2 separate regions of the Homo sapiens genome follow, and region 2 is linked to region 1. Evidence: read pairs that join two places in POLR2A ChIA-PET (ENCODE). Cell type or tissue: CD4-positive, alpha-beta T cell. All regions are shown on one strand.

Region 1 (4,000 bases):
GTGTTAATTATGTATATGTTTCTGAGCCTACCAAATTCATCTGCATGTAGAAGTTTACTTTTATCCCATGTCATAGTTGTGGGGGCCAAGGCTCTTGGTCCTGTAAAGGTTTGCTGAAAATCACTGAGATGAGGCAGGTTGATTAATTGGAGAAAAGGCATATACGCTTATTTAACGTGCATTCACAGGAGCCTTCAGCATGAAGACTCAAAGATACAGGGGAAATTGTCCATTTTTATGCTTAGGTTCAACAAAATATGGACAGCCATATGGGAATATGATTGGAGGAAAAGCATAGATCTAAGTCTAATAGAATGAGTGGGGAAGCCCAGCAAGAGCTGCCTGTCTAGATTCTCCCTGGCCTCTCTGAGCGCACATTTCTTCCTTCTGGGTGTGGGGCAGGACCCTCTCTGGAATGGGGGTCTTATGACCTACTATCAAACAGGGTAGGTCAGATTATTTATTTATGGCCAGTTTTAATTTTTATTATTTATTTATTTGAAACAGAGCCTTGCTCTATTGCCCGGCCTGGAGTGCAGTGGTACGATCTCAGCTCACTGCAACCTCCGCCTCCCGGGTTGAAGCAATTCTTCTGCCTCAACCTCTTCAGTAGCTGGGACTACAGGCGTGAGGCACAACGCCTGGCTAATTTTTGTATTTTTAGTAGAGATGGGGTTTCACCATGTTGGCCAGGCTGGTCTTGAACTCCTGACCTCAAGTGATCCTCCCGCCTTGGCCTCCCAAAGTGCTGGGATCACAGGCATGAGCCACCGTGCCCAGCCCATATGGCCAGTTTTTATACAGATAGGGTGGAGGGAAAGTTAAACTAATATTTTTAGGTTTTATGGCTGGCTTTGGAAAAGGCTTCTGGTTTCTATGGCTAGCCTCCGAGGAGAATGGGACTGAGAGACAGGAGGGCAAGAGAAGGTCAGAGAAAATCATTTGCTTCTGAGGCTGCTGCTGAGGGCTTCATTTTGGGGTGTTGTTTTCTGAGCCCCAGCACAGTCTTTCTGGGAAGGTGGGAGGGTACCTGACTCCTTTTATTGTAGATCCAGCTAAGACTCCATGGCTGTCCAGAGCTTTCTCTGTGGTTTTCTCATGGTAACTGCAAATGGTGAAAGGAGGATATTTGGCAGGACTGTGCTCAAGGAATAGCAAGATAGAAGAAATGCCTGACCACTGTCCTCCCAGAGGTAGAATATTCCCAGGGAAATGCCTTTCTTTGTCAAAGTCTCTTTTCTTTTCTTTTCTTTTCTTTCCCTCCTTTCCTTCCTTCCTTCCTTTCTTTCTTTCGCCAGCTAAGTATATGCATGTACTTTTGGACCTGGAGAACAATAGAATGTACTGTTGTATTTTTATTCTCTTTGATTTTTTAAATTCCAGAATTTTCCTTTTCCTTTTTTGGGGAAGAAAAAAAGTAAAATAAATAAACTGTGATGATTTGACATTTCCCTGTAGCTTCAGAAAGGAAATTTATATAATACATATCTGTCTTTGGCTGTTTTCTCCCTCCAAGGTCAAGTTTGGTTTTTAGATGTGGCTTATAATACTTTATATTGTTAGAGGGTTTGAAACTCATCAATATTTGAACAACATCCTGAATTGGATGGTATGTGGGTTGTGTTATATTTGGCCTCTGTGTCTGCCTCAGAGGTGGGGGTTTTAGGATGGATTGATTAACACAGAATGTTAAGCCTAATAATGAAATTGTGGATGGTTCTGAGCTTGGAGCTGTCTATTCAGACTTTCTGCCACTGAACAGTGTGGTGGCTCCATTCACCCCATGCTGCTTTTTCTAGACTCGTCTTCACTTACTACTCACAGATTCCAATTTCTATTCTTGCCTGAACAGAGGAAGGGAGCCTTGAATACACAGGCAGGATTAGGCACATGAGTGGATAACCCACTTACAGTAGCCCACTTCCAGACAGCCCAAATTCTAGAAGAGCATCTAAAGAGGGATGGGTATTATTTCAATTTATTTCCATTTAATTCTCTGCATCCTTGGTCTAAGCACAGCTGTGTCACTGTGGTGATGTCCCTTGCCTATTGGGGATGATGATGGGAGCTGGGATGGCATATGGTAATAACAGATACCATTTATTATTGAGCATCGACAGCAGAACTAAGAAGATGTATGTGGGTTATCTCTTTAGTCCTCACAGTAACTCTGCAAGGTGGCATTTTCTTCATGCGGCAGATGGGAAAACCGAGGCTAAGAAGGATTACTCAACTTGCCCCAAACCACACAGCTTGAGTAGCAGGGCTACTCCAGCTAACTCCAGCTGTCTGTGCGCTTTCAACTGTTACCCCGCTACACCTGATCCCGCGGGCACAGGGCATGCGCGGGCGGTGTGGGCGCGTCGGGTCCTTCTCCCTTTGTCTGCAGTGAGTGATCCGCGCGCCCCCTGCCTGAGCCATCCCGGCTTTGCTTTGTCTGTTGCATTGTTGGCGAGACCTCTACTGCCTGAGTAGTTTGTTCAGTGCACAGTAAAGAGCTCTTTAGTTTTATTGAAATTATGTTTATGTTAAAATTATGTTATCCAAAATCTTGGATTACAGAGCAGCAGAACTGTTTGCAAGGACTACTGTTTAGTGAGTTGTTACAGAAACACCTTGTAAAATAATGAGTTATGTGAGCTGGAAGAATCAAAGATGTGGAACTGGGCAATGTAAACAATTTATTCCTGCCAGTAACAGCTGTAAAATGATGATAGCGCAAGTCTCTTGACTTTATTCCCTTACTCTGATTTTTATTTTACAGTACATTCACTTCTAGATCTTGTTGCTAGTTTTTAAGAAAATTTTAATTTTTTTTTTGAGACAGGATCTTGCTCTGTTGCCCTGGCTGGAGTGCAATGGTGAGATCACAGATCACTGCAGCCTGGAACTCCCTGGCTCCAGCAAGCCTCCCACCATAGCCTCCCAAGTAACTAGGACTGCAGGTGTGTGTGCCACCATGCCCGGCTACTTTTTTTTTTAGTTGAGATGTGGGGGAGGTGGGGAGGGTCTGCCTATGTTGCCCAGGCTGGTCTTGAACTCCTGATCACGATGGATCCTCCCACCTCAGCCTCCTGGTGTTAGAACTATAGGTGTGAGCCACTGCTCCTGGCCATAGATCTTTTTTTTTTTTTTAATACCTCACTCAATTTTTTAGAATTTTTTTTTTGTATCAAACATAATGGATTTCACATTGTTTTAAAAAGTAATTGGGAAGGAATACTGTTTCAGAGGACAGCTTACAGAAATCTCTACTATATGACACAGTTTCTTGTTGGTAAACACCATTAAAAAAGTTCAGAAGATTCCATGAGAACTTATAAATTACCTATGGTCTATTTAGAATCCTAAACAAATACACAGTGATTTACAGTGAACTGAGAGAGAAAGATCTAGGAAGAAGAAATTTTAAATTTGCTTGGCTCTTTTCTTTCCTTTTCTGAGACAGAGTCTCACTCTGTCACCCAGGCTGGAATGCAGTGGTGCTATCTCAGTTCACTGCAACCTCTGCCTCCCAGGCTCAAGCAATCCTCATGCCACAGCCTCCCAAGTAGCTGGGATTACAGGCATGCACCACTACGCCCGGCTAATTTTCTTTGTATTTTTTGTAGAGACGAGGTTTTACCCTGTTGTCCAGGCTGGTCTCAAACTCTTGGGCTCCAGTGATCTGCCTGCCTCGGCCTCTCAAAGGGCTGGGATTACAGCACTGAGCCATCGTGCCCGGCCCCCGATTTTATTTTCAAAAATACATTTAGTGACAAAACATCACTTTCTACCTACATACTTAATTTTGGTTTCTCTCAGTTTTATTTTGTTTTTGACACATTTAAATTCCCTAAATACTGTAATAAAAATATTCTAAATACATTCTAAATATTTTAAGCCATTTTTTCCCTCTCTCCCTCCTTCCCTCCCTTCCTCCTTCCTTCCCTTCCTTCCTTTCTTCTTCCTGTGTTCCATCTTTCCTTCTCCCTTTCCCTCTCTTCTTCTTCCTTTTAAT
Region 2 (4,000 bases), 110 kb before region 1:
TCAACAGCTGAGGCAAGCCAAGTGATCATTAATAAAGCTTTTCTTGGTTCCTTCAGTGGTGTTGGTAGTAAAATGGTAGGTAAAAGTTAGGCTGCAAGTTCAATAAATCATGAGATTTCCCATCGTTACACCCTTGTGTATTCACATTTCTTGGATCAAACATTTTGAGTGAACTAGGGGTTTTTATTAAAGACATTTGTTGTATTTATGGTTGTAACTGTACATGCTTATCAGGATGAGACTGAAAGAAGGTAGGGCAAAAATGGTTGAATCTATTTTCAGATAGTAGTTCATACTTGAGTGAAGTGTCTTGTCTGCATTATGAAGCCTGGTATGTATCCAGTACTAAATAGGTGGGTTAAATGTGGTAATTCTAGTTCAGTGTCTTACCCTGAAGAGAAAGTTGTAGGTTGGCTGTTGAAATTCATTCCTTAGATATGATCAGTTTGATTGCCCGGCTTTATTGCCTTTACAGGAATGTGATACTCAGGGCTTACTCTATACACCAATGAGTCTTCTTTGATCCTAAGACCACCACTGAAGTTGTTTAGGTTCTTTTGGACAAACATGATAAACTTCTTCAGATACTTTTTTTTTCCTTTGGCAGGAAGGTGTCTTGCTGCAGGTAACTAATGAAGAAGTGGTCAACCACAGAGTCTTCAAGAAATAAGAAATTCTGTACCATCTGAAAGTAGTTCTTGTTGGTGCCTTCATTTAAAAAGCACTCTTTAAAATAAAAGGGAAATGTTTTCTGATAAAACAAACATTTAGTTGAGGTTCTTGATATAAAACAATTACAAAATGAGTGTTGTTTGTAAAACAGTAACATCAAATTGGCTAGAGAGATAAATGTATCATGTTTTAAATTAGGTTTTGTGAGTAGACAGATTACAATTCTATTTTAAATATAAAGTTTATAAAATAAATACTTTTTGTATCCAAATACTTGGTGTAATGTTTACACATAAAATGTGTGAATCTTGTTCTATAAATATTTGGTTGTCTAAAAGATCACCATCCCCTAAATTTTTAAAAGCAGTTTCACAAAGCTATGCATATTTTAATATTAACAGGTAAATGAGAAGAGCATTGTGGACATTATTGGCTGTCCCCAATAAAATGCTGTTCATTATGCACTGTATATTCAGCGTTTGAGTACTCCTAAAGTTTCTGGCTTTACTTTTACGTTTAGCAATACTGGTGGCATTTTGAAAATCATGGATTTTAAAGGTTAACCGGCTGGAGTGGTCCAGATTAAGTGGCTTTGCAGAAGCACTGAGGTTTACAATATGTGCTAGATTGTCAAATGTCAATTAGTTTTATTGTGGTTTACACTGAGTAAATGAATATCAGTGTTGCTTTTTAAATGTGTTTATTTGGACATTTATCTGAATTAAGAAAACCAAAAAGACCAGGTTAATTTGTTTCTATGATAATTTGTTTTGGTTTTGATAATGTGAGGTATCTAACAGGTAAGTCAAATTTAACAGCAGGTAACACATAGAAAGCAGCTTTCTGTTTGAAATAGCTGAGTTCGTCAATTAAAGACGTACAAATATCCCAACTTTAAGAAAATTTTGAAGGTTTAAAAATGTGTGGATGTACAAAGACGTTGAACTTTGAAATACATCAGGTTGATATGCATAACCTCAAAATACCAACTCCTATCCAGCCAAGGTCAAGGGAATATCACACAAATAGGGGAGAATTAGGTAATTGCACAATAGACTGAAATGAACTGATTGAAGGAGGGTTTACTGAAGCATGGGGGTAATGTTGGATATTCAACATAGGCTTATTTCCTGTGTGTATATGTTGTGTTGAGCTGTTTCTCTTGTAGAAATTGAAGTTTAAGGTAGTTCTTGTGTAGCTTTGAGACAGTGCCCTAAATGAAGAAAGGCTGCTTTTTGGCCAAGGCTTTATATTGTTGCTGTGTAACAACTTACCTCAATACTTAAGAGCAGTTCAGAGAAACAAACCAGCATCTATGGGTCAGCAATTGGGAGCAACTTAACTGATTCTGGGTAAAGCTCAAGGTTCCAATCACAGAAAACTAGGATTGGAGAATTTTTTTAATATCCAGAGTGGCATACTAACAGCTTTAAAGTTAATCCTGGTTGTCATCTTCCCTCGGTGAGTGATTTGAGCAAGAAAAGCTGTAAAATGAACACGCTCTACGAAGTAGTCGTGCTATCTTGCATCCTTTATGGTCACAGAATGTGGTGGGAGGGTTCTTTTCCCTGGTACAATTACCAAGCAGGCAGGGAGCATTGGGAACTCTCAGATGCCAGCTGTCACACTCAAGGGGGTGCCCTTACTCAGTTTATTCACTAGTGTGAAACCAGATTTCTGTATGTGTAAGCTTTTCCATGTAGCCCAATTTGGTAGATGCCAAATTGCTTGACCTAATAAATACTAGTTAGGCATTGGGAGCTAACAATGTAAGGCAACAAGTCTCAGTTTGTCACTGATGGTTGAAAAGTGGAAAACATCTGTCAGGACACCTGGACTGCATGTTACATAAATTCGCTCTCTTTAAGGTTTGGAACTAATATACTGAGATGTTGACAGGCCCTACATAATTTTTGACATTTCCACTATTTAGTAATGCACTAACACTGGCTTGTTTTGGGGTAGTGGAGGGGAATTGGTAACAAATCAGTTGAGTTGCATGGACTTAACAGAGAACAAATCGTTCAGAGACTGAGATGGGGAATGATTTAGCTACTTGAGTGCGTTTAAAAGACGTTAATATTACCACACAAAACCCTGTATACTGGTTCTGAAGCTCTGCTGAACCGAAGCCTACCTTGAGACCAGGGGACCACTAGAAATCTAGGTCTTTTTTTGCTTGGAGTTGCCGTACAATTGGCCTAAAATCTGATCACACTTGTGAAGATGCTCAAGTGATAGTTTTAATTGGAAAAGGAGATGTCCAACCCACTTGGGTTGTCTTTGTTCTTGTCTTCCTCATTCTGATTAAGACGTTAGATGATGCAATCAAGACTGCTCAACTAGGTAGGTAATGTGGAGGGTCCTAGGCAATGGTCAGCTTTCGGGCATTGGCTTTGTAATCTAGTTGGTTTGCACTGGAAGCCGAATGTGGAATTCCCTTCTGCCTCTAAAACTGGACTGTCAGAAAAGCAGTTGCAGTTTATATACCTTGAATCCAGCATGTTAAGATGGAGGCAGGGTTATGTCAGGAAGCCAGCCCATAGCCAATTAGAGCTTGTGACGCTGGCTGCTTAATGCGCCGATTAAAAGTCCCTTGATGGGAGAGGGGCCCATCAGTTTCAGGAACCTCCACAATACCAAAATGTGGATGCTCTAGCCCCCTTGTATGAAACGTGTATTTGCACGTGGTCTAAGCACATCTCATACACTTGAGTTGTCTAGGTTACCCAATATTTAATCCAAGGTAGAAGCTAGGTAAATGGTATGCTGCATTATGTATGGGGAATAAAGTTCAGTACAGACACTACCATCTTTAAATATATTCAGTTTGCAGTTACTAGATCTGTGTGTGCTATATTTAAGGGTTTTTAGAGTTTAAACTTCAGGCCAGGCATGGCGGTCCATAATCTGAGCAGCTCGGGAGGCTGAGGCAGTCCAGGAGTTTGAGGCTGGATCTTTTATTGGGGCCACTGCACTTCAGCATGGGTAACAAGAGTCACCATGATTACCGATTCTGCTCTCCACTGTCTTTTATTTTAGAGGTTTGAAAAGAATGCTATCTGATAAGCAGGCACTCTTTTGAGTGTACTTAGTAGGATTTCCTACTGAAATGTTTTATGTGTGTTCTTAAATTATAATTATCAAAAGCTTAAGACATTTGAAATACTCCCTTGTAAAAAGCAACAGACTAAAATGATCATTTGAACACCATGAGTCACTGAAGGGGCAATTTTATCTAGAAGCATACTAGAAGCATTTCTGGCAAAATAACAGGTCTTGGGAAACTTTATTATAAAAATCCAACGGTATATATAAACTGCATTTC

The links. ChIA-PET counts read pairs that join two places held together with the same protein. Peaks named below come from ENCODE experiments on the same cell type or tissue, not always from the same donor. Only the 100,000 strongest peaks of a DNase experiment are listed, where the experiment ranks them.
Region 2: POLR2A ChIA-PET joins it to region 1 with 8 read pairs; 17 of 35 experiments call an interaction of 5 or more read pairs at or near these places.

What each region holds. Positions count from the first base shown.
Region 1 is chr7:26,077,484-26,081,483 of GRCh38, reverse strand. All of the region lies in intron 1 of LOC105375199 (a long non-coding RNA gene), which reads left to right. Among named protein-coding and RNA genes, the nearest start is that of NFE2L3, 73 kb to the left of the region's middle. RefSeq lists an enhancer at 2,268-2,337. In CD4-positive, alpha-beta T cell, CTCF peaks have their summits at 2,204 and 2,413; a DNase peak (open chromatin) is centred at 2,383; H3K27me3 peaks cover 531 bases.
Region 2 is chr7:26,187,068-26,191,067 of GRCh38, reverse strand. NFE2L3 (NFE2 like bZIP transcription factor 3) reads right to left here. Exons shown (of 4, transcript NM_004289.7): 4 at 3,931-4,000. It overlaps HNRNPA2B1 (heterogeneous nuclear ribonucleoprotein A2/B1), which reads left to right. Exons shown (of 11, transcript NM_002137.4): 11 at 1-1,141. Among named protein-coding and RNA genes, the nearest start is that of HNRNPA2B1, 12 kb to the left of the region's middle. RefSeq lists an enhancer at 2,273-2,797. In CD4-positive, alpha-beta T cell, no CTCF peak of the experiment used is centred here; a DNase peak (open chromatin) is centred at 2,401.